Regions from separate parts of the Homo sapiens genome. Here region 1 is linked to region 2. A link is a loop called in an ENCODE intact Hi-C map of the cell type or tissue named here. Cell type or tissue: PC-3. All regions are shown on one strand. Each heading gives the region's core, and the rest is flanking DNA. Links, peaks and the distances in the headings are about the cores only. Region 1 overlaps NEDD4L (NEDD4 like E3 ubiquitin protein ligase). Region 2 overlaps NEDD4L (NEDD4 like E3 ubiquitin protein ligase).

The links. Hi-C counts contacts between places; a loop is a spot of excess contacts. Peaks named below come from ENCODE experiments on the same cell type or tissue, not always from the same donor. Only the 100,000 strongest peaks of a DNase experiment are listed, where the experiment ranks them.
Region 1: it touches region 2 in a loop (3-fold over the local background); 4 of 110 quality-filtered maps call a loop at or near these places.

What each region holds. Positions count from the first base shown.
Region 1 is chr18:58,183,799-58,189,177 of GRCh38, forward strand. All of the region lies in intron 2 of NEDD4L (NEDD4 like E3 ubiquitin protein ligase), which reads left to right. Among named protein-coding and RNA genes, the nearest start is that of NEDD4L, 140 kb to the left of the region's middle. In PC-3, for the core only: no CTCF peak of the experiment used is centred there; DNase peaks (open chromatin) are centred at 1,243, 2,663 and 2,983; H3K4me3 peaks cover 910 bases; H3K27ac peaks cover 1,799 bases.
Region 2 is chr18:58,260,409-58,265,787 of GRCh38, forward strand. The region is part of intron 5 of NEDD4L (NEDD4 like E3 ubiquitin protein ligase); the gene reads left to right. Among named protein-coding and RNA genes, the nearest start is that of MIR122HG, 180 kb to the right of the region's middle. In PC-3, for the core only: no CTCF peak of the experiment used is centred there; a DNase peak (open chromatin) is centred at 2,873; H3K4me3 peaks cover 1,742 bases; H3K27ac peaks cover 3,112 bases.

The DNA.
Region 1 (5,379 bases), core at 248-5,247, 77 kb before region 2:
AATTTTGAATTATTTTTGTTTAACTTCTACCCTCTTTCCTATTTACAGCCTATTTTGTTTATTTTAACTTCCGCTGTTAAGACTTCTAAGGCCAGGCATGGTGGCTCACGCCTGTAATCCCAGCACTTTGGGAGGCCAAGGCGGGCGGATCATGAGGTCAGGAGATCAAGGCCATCCTGGCTAACATGGTGAAACCCCGTCTCTACTAAAAATAGAGAAAATTAGCCAGGCGTGGTGGCGGGTGCCTGTAGTCCCAGCTACTCAGGAGGCTGAGGCAGGAGAATGGCGAGAACCTGGGAGGTGGAGGTTGCAGTGACCCGAGATCGCGCCCCATTACTTAAAGGAAGTGGGCTTGTGTTTTGTGGCCTTAAGGATGTAATCTGTTGGTAGGAGGGAATGAGGGTGTCCTGGTAGGGGTGTCTGGCTTTAGTGTCACCATTCTTTTAGGAATTGCCATGTTGTGGGGTCACGTCTTGTAGGAGAAACGTTCTGAAGTCATGGGATTCTCTACCCTCCTCTCCTGCTCTTGGTTTCCACCAGCAGCCTGCTTGGTGTGGTTTTGAAATGGAGCAGAGATGGTTTTGATGAGCCTCACTGGAGGTGCTGCTGAGATTACCGAGAGGCCTTGCTGGGCACCTGGAGTCAATCATGCCGGGCACTAGCATCCGTCATCTTAGGAGGTAGGGATTATTATCCTACCTCCTAAGCCATCCCTGGAGTGGTGGCTTGGAGAAGTTTTCCAGAGAAACCGATCAGTTCATAAAGTTTCTGTAAAGGATTAACACAGTGTAGTCCAGAAATGTTTGTTCATGAAGTCTTGGTTTTTGGGTTTAAGAAAGTGTTCTCCTGTCTGGGCGTGGTGGCTCACGCTTGTAATCCCAGCACTTTGGGAGGCTGAGGTAGGCGGATCACGTGGTCAGGAGATCGAGACCATCCTGGCTAACACGGTGAAACCCCGTCTCTACTAAAAATACAAAAAATTAGCTGGGCATGGCGGCGGGCGCCTGTAGTCCCAGCTACTTGGGAGGCTGAAGCAGGAGAATGGCGTGAACGCAGGAGGTGGAGCTTGCAGGGAGCCGAGATGGCACCACTGCACTCCAGCCTGGGCGACAGAGCGAGACTCCATCTCAAAAAAAAAAAAGAAAAGAAAAGAAAGTGTTCTCCTAAGTGCTGCTCACCCTTTTTCCCAAACAGGACCTAACCCTGCGAGGGAGGGTGAATTAGGCCATTTGTTTACAGTTTCATCAGCACCAGGCGTGCACGGCGTTAGTCATGGTCCTTGCTCTCAAGGCACTGTACTTGTAGCAGCAGTATGGTGCAAATGTGCAGCTGAACAGTGGGCACAGGTTCCTGGTTAGCATTTAGTGCCACAGGAATGACAGGGAGGTCTTAATTGTGATCGGACCGTGGGAGCTGGATTACCCCAGACTGTAGCTCACTTCCCTGTAAGCTTTTGGTAGGGAGCTTGGAATTAGCACCATTAGTAGAAACAGATTTCAAAGGGAATGGTACCTGTTCCGTATGAAACACTTTAAAACTCCCGGTGTCCACACGTCTTTAAAAAAGAGGCTTAAAGCAGTTTCATTTCATCAACCCCAAACTGGAGAAGCTATGAATGACCACACTGATGAATATGTCCTAAAATATATGTATATTATATAAAGTGTAAAAACAGACAAGCAGGAACATACTACCAGTTTCTATCACAGCTACCCTTAAACTATCATTGGAGGGCAATTAAGTGGGTACAACCTCTAGCTATTTGGAAATATGTATAAAAATGACAAATGCCTGGTTGGGTGCTGTGGCTCACGCCTGTAATCCCAACACTTTGGGAGGCCTAGGCGGGTGGATCACCTGAGGTCAGGAGTTCGAGACCAGCCTGGCCAACATAGTGAAACCCCATCTCTACTAAAAATACAAAATTAGCCGGGTGTGGTGGTGCATGCCTGTAATCCCAGCTACTCGGGAGGCTGAGGCAGGAGAACCGCTTGAACCCAGGAGGCAGAGGTTGCAGTGAGCCAAGATCGCGCCATTGCACTCCAGGCTGGGCAAAAAGAGCAAAACTCTGTCTCAAAAAAAAAAAATTAAAATTAAAATTAAAAAGTAAAATAAAATGATGAATGCCTGTACTCTTAGACCCAGCACTCCCAGTTCTGCCAGTTCATGCAGCAGATACATATGCACACGTACAGAGAAGGATGCAACAGATACATATGCACACGCATACAGAGAAGGATACGTATGCACACGCGCACAGAGAAGGATACATATGCACACGCACACAGAGAAGGATACGTATGCACACGGGAACAGAGAAGGATGCACAAGAACATACATTCCCTAGTTGACGGAGTCGCAGATTAGAAACAACAGAAAAGCGTCCATTAAACAACAGTTTGAACCTGTGTTGAGATATCAGCATCCCTTCTCCTTCTCTCCCCCACTCCCTCTGCCCTCTGCAGGTTTTATTCTCAGCCTGATTTTCTCCATTGGATGTCAGCCCTAGGCTGGCATTTGCAGAGAGAGATGGTGGCTCCTGCAGAGCTTACGGCCTGTATTTTATTGGGCTGTGTTGAGTTACCCCTGATGTGAGCAGGAGAATGGGATGTTCTGTAAATTGGCCTCTAGCCCATCGTGAATTCATATTTTTTTTATAATGTGTGAGTCACACTCCCTTCTGTCTTCATTTCCTTTTCACACTCCCAGCAGATCATTCTCTCTATTCTGATTGGCATTTTATACATGAGGCAGCAGAGGCTGAGACCTACTGTATTTTGAGACACTGTAGCTTTATATGGCATAATTAAATCATAGTCATCAATCACTCTTAGGAGGTAAGGATTATTATTGGCATTTTCCAGATGAGAAAAATGGAGGATGAGAAAGGTTAGGCATCTTGCTGAAGTCACAGCAGACTTAAGTGCCGGAGTTGGAGCTGCATTCCGGTATGCTTGCATAGACTCTCTTCTCATGCTCACTGCACGCCAGTCACCTGGTATGCTGAGGCCCTGCCTCCAGGCCTTCTGATTCAGCTGGTCTGCAGCCCTGGCATTTCCAGCTCCTCAGGTGATTGGAATGAAAGCCAGAGCTGGGAGCCACTGGTCTACACCACCAGTAAATGATCGGGTTCTCACTTGATCATTTAATTAAGAATCTTGGTTTTCTGCTTTCAGTCTGAGAACTCTTGTTCATGCTCTCAGGCATGTCTTCACGCAGGAAAGTGATCTTTGAAATTAATAGGTGCTTGGAAAGCCTTTAAGCAGCAGGCAGTGGAGAAGGCCACTCAGTAGGAAGGGCCGAGCATGAAGCCTAGTGCACAGGCTTTTCAAGACCCCACGGAGGGTCTTCAGAAAAATGGGTTTCCTTTGTCTCCGTGGCTTCCAGTCTTTGTTGGCCAGCAGTTGTCTGCTTCAAATGAGCTGGCTCTAGAGGGGCCTGGAGAACCCAGAAAAACTTTGTGACAACCTGACAAGTTTGTGTTAATCTTCTGGGCATTGGCTTTCTGCACTTATTGCTCACTGAATCACTGAACCAGGCAGGTGGGGTACTGGAGGGCAGGGGATGGGTAAGAAGGGCAGCCTTTGGAAGGAAAATCAGCAGAGGGCAGGGACCGGGGAAGAAGGAGTAAGAAGGGAAACCCTTTTCTTAGGTTCTTATAAATCAGAAGAGCAATAAAGAAAAAATTTAAATCTAAAAAATACATGATTAGGATTTAAATCCAGTATGCTTCACTACATATAAACCTTTGACTTAATATTTTCTGTAGTAGATGAAAATAGGACTTTTTTTGTTTCCCTTCTCTTCACATGGTATTGAGTTTTTTTGTGTTCTGAATACGTGTTAAGATTAATTATGAAAATCAAATTACCAGATACTTGAAATATAAAATTAGTAATATTCAAAGACGATTAAATGCACGATTTCCTTTTCTCATAAAAAAAGAAGCAGACGGAACTTGTATTCTGAAAGCAAATATGGAAATCACATTAAACATCAGAAAATCCTCACCACCGCCCCCCACCCCCATGTGCATTTCATTTCTCTTTGGTCTGAGTTCAAGGGAGAGAGAATATGAATGTGCTGCTAGCTCAGGAAGCTTCAGTTCTAACTTTCTAAAGAGCTGGGAATGTGCTTGAGTCTCTGTTATCTCTTGTTTGCATTTTTCGCTACTTTGCCTCCATTTGATCCAGGGAAAACTTCATGGTAGGGATGTGAGATGTATTTTGAGGGCTAAAAGAAAGGAGTTTGAACAAAAGCAGGACAGTGTTCCGAATGTGGAAGCAAAGAGTCCTTCCAAGGGGATGTGCGGCCAACGCCTCTGTTCAGCGATAGTCCAGCTGAGACCAGGACCTGTGCCTGATGCCCAGGCCACCCCACAGGACGGTCCTCCAGCACCTCATTTCTCCTTTCATCAGACACCTCTTCACTGGCCTACTGGGAGAAAACGGAGATGAGTGAAAATGTGCATACAGAACATAGGGCTCAAAGGGACCCTAGCACCAGTGGTGCTCAAGCCTGTCCCAGCATTAGCGTCACCTGGGAGCTCCAAAAACATATTGTTGCCAAGACTCAGTCCAAAGCAAGTGACTTCCTTGGCCTGGAGTGAGATGTGGGTGGCCAGGGTCAGGAACCACCGAGTGGGTCCACCTCTGCAGACTGGGAAACAGAGTCTGGGAGGCTGCTTGTTCCCTCAAGGACCTGAAGTGACATGGGGAGGCAGGACTAGCCTTGGGGCTCCTAATTCTGTCCTGGCCTGTATTCCAGTGTGCCGTGGGGCACGTCCAATTTGAATCTGGCCCCAGTACACTCTCAAGCCCTGTGTTGCTCTGGTCCCACAGCTTCTGCCCTTGACTTTCCATATAACAGCACATTGGTGGCCAGGGCTTTGCACTAACCTACCTGCCTCCAACATTGTTTTTGAATAATGGAAGCTAAGCAGATGCATATTAATGCCTGCATTATGGAGAAGACTGTCTCTTCACAAGTAATCTGTAGTTGTTAGTCTTGAAAGTGGGTTAATTCATTGTCTTTCTAGAGAAAATGATTGCATGGCCTAATAGTCTTCCAGTTAGTCTGTGTGGCAAGGTAGAAGCCAGGAGTGGATTCTTAGCTCCTGTTGAGTGCTGCTGTCCTGAATCAGAGATCTTCTCTCCCGGGCCACTTTGTCATGAGCAGGATTTTGAACCAAGACCTTTTCTTCACCTGTCTCGGGGGCCCTCACCGTGGGCTTTGTGATCCCCTGACAGCTCCAAAAGCCTTTATCCTCATCCAATATCTGGTGAACAGCTGACACCTCCTGGGAATCTTTAAAATTGTTCTCTAAAGAAACCATTCTGCTGCAAGTACCTATTTTTAGACTTTATAAAGCCCACGTCA
Region 2 (5,379 bases), core at 260-5,259:
AAACAGAAACTGTACATGGCTTGCAGCATAGCTCATGTTTCTGTAGCACTTCACAATTTGAAGAATGCTTTGTTTATTTCACTTAATATGTATGGCTGTCCCATTGTGGAGGCATTATCTCACTTGACCCTCCCATGTGAAATGGTGTTATTTCACTGTTTCAGATGAAAGGATGTGATACCGTTGTTAGGTGTAATAACATTATGTGTATATCATAGTGTATACTATGATACCACTTTGTGCACCTATAATGGGAATGTGTATTTATGTGTGTGTGTATATTTGCACAATTAAAAAGTATATGTTAAGCCAAAAAGCAGTTTAATGCTTCCTGTGATGTGACAGTTTTTTTGAAAAGTTTAGAGGTGGTAACTTCATTTGGTGTCTTGCAGCACTGGCCTGAAGGTGAGAGAAGGCTTCTTTGGGGATCCAAAGAGCCGTCCTCTGCAGTTCACTAGCTTTTGGTCCTGGAGTACTTAGACTCCCTCTCTAAGCCTATTCCTCATCAGTAAATTTGAGGATAAAAATGTCCAGCTCGTAGGTTCATAGTTAGGTTTAAATGAAAGTGTCCATGGAAGTACCTGATTCGTGAACCAGGTATCTGTAATATACAAGTCTTTCCCCTAGCAGGTTAATTAGGTTAATTGTGAACAACCATTTTTTGATCAGTATGGCATTTAACACAAGGACAACATGCATTTATGGCATACCTGGAAATGTTTAATAAATAGCTTTGATGCTCTTTCTGTTGTCATCTCATCTTTCCTAAGTATTTGTCCCTAACACCAAATACAGTCTTGGAAAAGAATTGCTTCCTGAACTATGCATTATAGAAAAGGACTCGTAAGTATATTTACTGTGTTGATTTTGAAGCCTTATAACATTTTGGCTTGCATTTCTAGCATATTTTTTACCATGTCATTTTGCTGTAATATTTCCAGTGGTTGAGTCTACTGTTACTTTGGTATAGACTGAGGCTTTTGAGAAACAATATAGTGTTATATCTACAAAATTTCCACATTGTATGACTTTAAAATGAGGGAGATATTTGGGAATATGTCTTATTTTAAGATACTGTCTTTTAGAGAGTTTTCATAAATGGTGCAGCTGCTTCTCTTGGCTAAGCCTGGTGGCAGAATTCCTAGTCATTGAAATAAATCTCTAATTTTATAATACATACTGATAAGAAACTTGCTATCTTTTCATAAAAGTTCACAGTACCAGAATAAATTTACTTTATGTAAAAACTACCTTAAAATGTAATAAATGTTGGATAGTTGAATGGTTTCTGGATAGTTGATGAATATTTCTGTATAGTTGAGGCGAATCTAAATGGTAATGCTACTTGTGCAACTGTCAATGATCTAGCACATTTTTTAATAAAAATAATTACCTGCATATTACTGTGGGCGATACAGGTTAGCTATCCTAAATACGTTTTTACCTTTTTAACTCTTAATTATATTAAGCCATTTGCAAGAATGGGAAAAAGCAGGAAATTCATAGGTGGTGTTGAAATTGCTGATTCTACACAAAGGTACCAGAATGTCTACATTTCCTCTGTAAATGTCAAAGGAAACTTTGGAAACCCACCTCAGAGTTGGCTGGTGATTATTCGGACAGGTTATCATCCTGTCTGCAACCTTCTAGTTCTCTTAGTTCATACCAAGCAGCATGATATTCCATGTCCTGCACAAAGGAGAGCACCAAAACAGCCTTCACCTGCTGCGTATGCCCCACTCTGAATAAAAAATTAAGAAGGCCAAAGGACGGAATGTGTTAAATATTAGCAAAAGCAGGTATTGCAGAATGTCTATACATTTCTGGGCAGGTGGAGATTATTGAAAGATTTTTAGAAATAATCTTCGTTCACCACATTCCAGTGCCAGGCCCTGGACTTCTGTCTCTATTTGTGATAAAATGTTTTTAAGAAATGCTGGCTGGGCACGGAGGCTCATGTCTGTAATCCCAGCACTTCCAGAGGCTGAGGCAGGTAGATCCCTTGAGCCCAGGACTTCGAGACCAGCCTGAGCAACATGGCGAAGCCTCATCTCTACAAAAAATACAAAAGCTAGCCAGGCGTGGTGGCCTCTGTCTGTAGTCCCAGCTTCTTGAGAGGCTGAGGTGGGAGGATCTCTTGAACCCGGGAGGCGGAGGTTGCAGTGAGCTGAGATCGTGCCACTGCACTCCAGCCTGGGCGACAGAGTGAAACTCTGTCTCAGGAAAAAAAAAAAAAAAAGGAAAAGAAATAATCTTCTCTCAGTGAGCATGTTGAATGCATAATGTTCTCACTGGAGTTCTCCTTTGGAATCTCTTGATTATTCTGCTGTGGCTTCCTTGGGCCAACTAGGATACAGAGGAGAATAAATGAGTAACTCAGTGAGACAGGTGGCCTGATGTGAGTGGGCCTGAAAGTTAGCCCCTGATGTCCTGGCTGGTTTCATGCCATGTCCTAAACGGGCACTTTCCTGGTCTCTAGGCATCACCATGTTTTGACAGGAAGCTTAGTTTCTTTCAGGATGGAGGATGGAATCAATTGTATTTCAAGAAGCCTGTTTTTTATGCCCTGACAATTTTAGAACTGTGGACTGTTCTGACACTTTTGAGTACAGTGATTAAATCTCTGTGAAGGGACAGGTCATGAAATCAAATAAAAGGACGGATCATAATTGAGCTGGAAGGGGGCCCTCCTATCTCTGATTTGACTCGTTGCTACACTTTAGTATTCGGAAACTTTGTATTGGTTCCCTTAAGTGCCTGCACAACCTCCCTATTTCTGGAAACCATTCAGTGTTTGTTTTAATGTTAAGCATTATGCCACGTATCCAGTAAGCAGAGCAGAGTAAATTCCTCCAGGTAGCAAGAGACTGGAATTTCCCCCAGGCAGATCAGCTTTTCACAGGTTCCTAGAGTTTACACAGCCTTCTTTTGTGACTTAATTTTTGTAGATCACAGTGAGTCAAGTGACTTTTACTTCCCTGTATAATAACTTTGAGGAGCCTACTTGCAACCCACATCATCACTCATTATCTTGCTTACTTCTTTCTTGGGGGTTAGATGGGCTGGGGTTGTTATTAAGCATGTTAAATACTTTGAAATTCAAATCGTTTCTGATAGATTTAGTTTCTCTTTCTTCTATTGGTCATTCGAGAGCTGGTAGACTTTTAAAATACATTTAATGACTCACACATGTCATAACTCATCCATTTCCTTGACATTTTCAAGCGTGATAATAAATCCTACTTCTTAGGCTTTTTTTTTTTTTTTTTTCTCTCTCTCATGTTCTTTTCAAATGCATGGCTAGGTAGTTACCTCATGAAGGAAAACAACTGTTTTGGTCCAGATTTTAAAAATTGAGTTGAATAGAAAAGGTGGGGTGGAACCAGCAATACTGAAATGTAATAATGTATATTAAGCTCCAACCAAACAATCCAGCACTTCTTCAAATCCAGGAGGTCTTCTGGCTAGGAGTTACATTGCAGAACTAACATGGACTCTTAAACTTTGTAAGGAATTAGTCACAGTTGAACACTGGAAACTATCAGCATACCTCTGGGCTTCTTTTATATGGTCTTCCTCATGAGTTAAAATGCCTTAAGCATAGTATCTGTTCCATAGGACCTTACTGATTATGCTTTTCCACTTGAATAAAAGAGATATTAAGTTGTAATAAAACTTTAAATATTTTAATTTAGTTTGAATATTTAAGTTGAATTAACCTCTTACTACAGTAATTATCTTTTTTGCTAACTTCTTACTACGGTAATTATCTGCTTTTATAAAATCCAGAAACGATGTTATACACATTAGCACGCATTATTAGGTGCCCAAATGCCAAGGCTAAGGACACAGCAATGCTAAGGACACAGTGTGCCTCCGGCCTGCTTGCACCCTCGGTTGAAATTATATTAGCAAGAGAAGCTCCTGCATTCTGCAGTATGGCATTTTTCTCCAGCTAATGTATGCAGGGGTCATTTTTAAATGTTAGATTCACAGATTTGCAGAGCTGTGAGTTGCCTTGGAAATTATGCTGGCCAGTTCCTTTAATTTTAAAGATGAGGAAAGTGAGAACTTTCCTTTTTAAAAATTGATACATAATAGTTGTACCTGTTTATGGGGGTACATGTGATATCTTGTACCTGTTTATGGGGGTACATGTGATATCTTGTTAACATGCATACAGTGTGTAATGATCAAATCATTACATACTGAAATATTTGAAATATCTGTCACTGCAGACATTTGTGGCATCTGTGTGTTAAGAACATCCCAAATCTTGTCTTCTGGCTGTTTTGAAATGTATAGTAACTTCTTATTAACTGTCGTGCTGAGGACATGGACTACTGTGCTGTTGAACACTAGAACTTACTCCTTCATCTGACCGTATTTTCGTACCCATTTACCAACCCTGAGAGCTTTACTTTTGCAGTAATAGAGAATATTCTTTTTCTCTCTTGAGTATGAAATAATTATTTTTGAATAATCACTGCACGTGAAGCCCTATCCTTCTTGACGTTGGACATATAAATACTTAGGGAGCTTGGTTTATAGAGCTTTCAGTTTCACAAACAGATGGGACAGCTGAGGTGAGGCCTGCCTAGCAGAAGAAGCCTTACTCCTGATAGCAGGCACTAAGCAAGGCATTGGGTGACAGATTGCTTATGCACAGGCTGGGAGGGACAGGAACTGTGTCATGGAGGGGCAAGACTGGAACTAGATGCTGAAAAGTGACCAGATTTGTCTCAGTGGGCCAGTGGGAGGGGCCTCATTGAAAGACTGAAGGTAGATGTGCCTCCCAGGGATGTGGTGGTCATATTGGCTCCAAATTGCCTTGTTCATTATTAGCAGGTTTCAGCAAATTATTTTTCATGTGAAACGTTGCTGAAGATTTCTTGGGTGTGGCTGTCATCACAAACAATTCCTCTCTTTTCCATCAAATGTGGAGTTGGATGAATTCCTTCCTTGCTGGCCTGCCTTCCACAAAGCTGCTCTCTGAACACCTGCCAGGCCATGCTGAGGACAAGGAAATACCAAGGCACAGTTTCTGCCATTTAATGGTGGTAGCAGAGACCCAGGAATGCAATGGATTATTGTCACTTTCATTATAACATCATAGTGTAGGATCATAACTGGAACAGAGAGGATGAAGCTTTCTTTTGGGGAATTGAGGGAGGGAGACAGGGTCTTGCTCTGTTGCCCAGGCTGGAGTACGGTGGCGTTAAGATGGCTCACTGCCACCTCCACCTCCCAGGCTCAAGTGATCCTCCCACCTCAGACTCCCAAGTAGCTGGACCACAGGTACATGTCAACACACGCAGCTAATTTTTTAGTTTTTGTAGAGATGGGGGTCTTACTATGTTGCCCAGGCTGGTCTCAAAC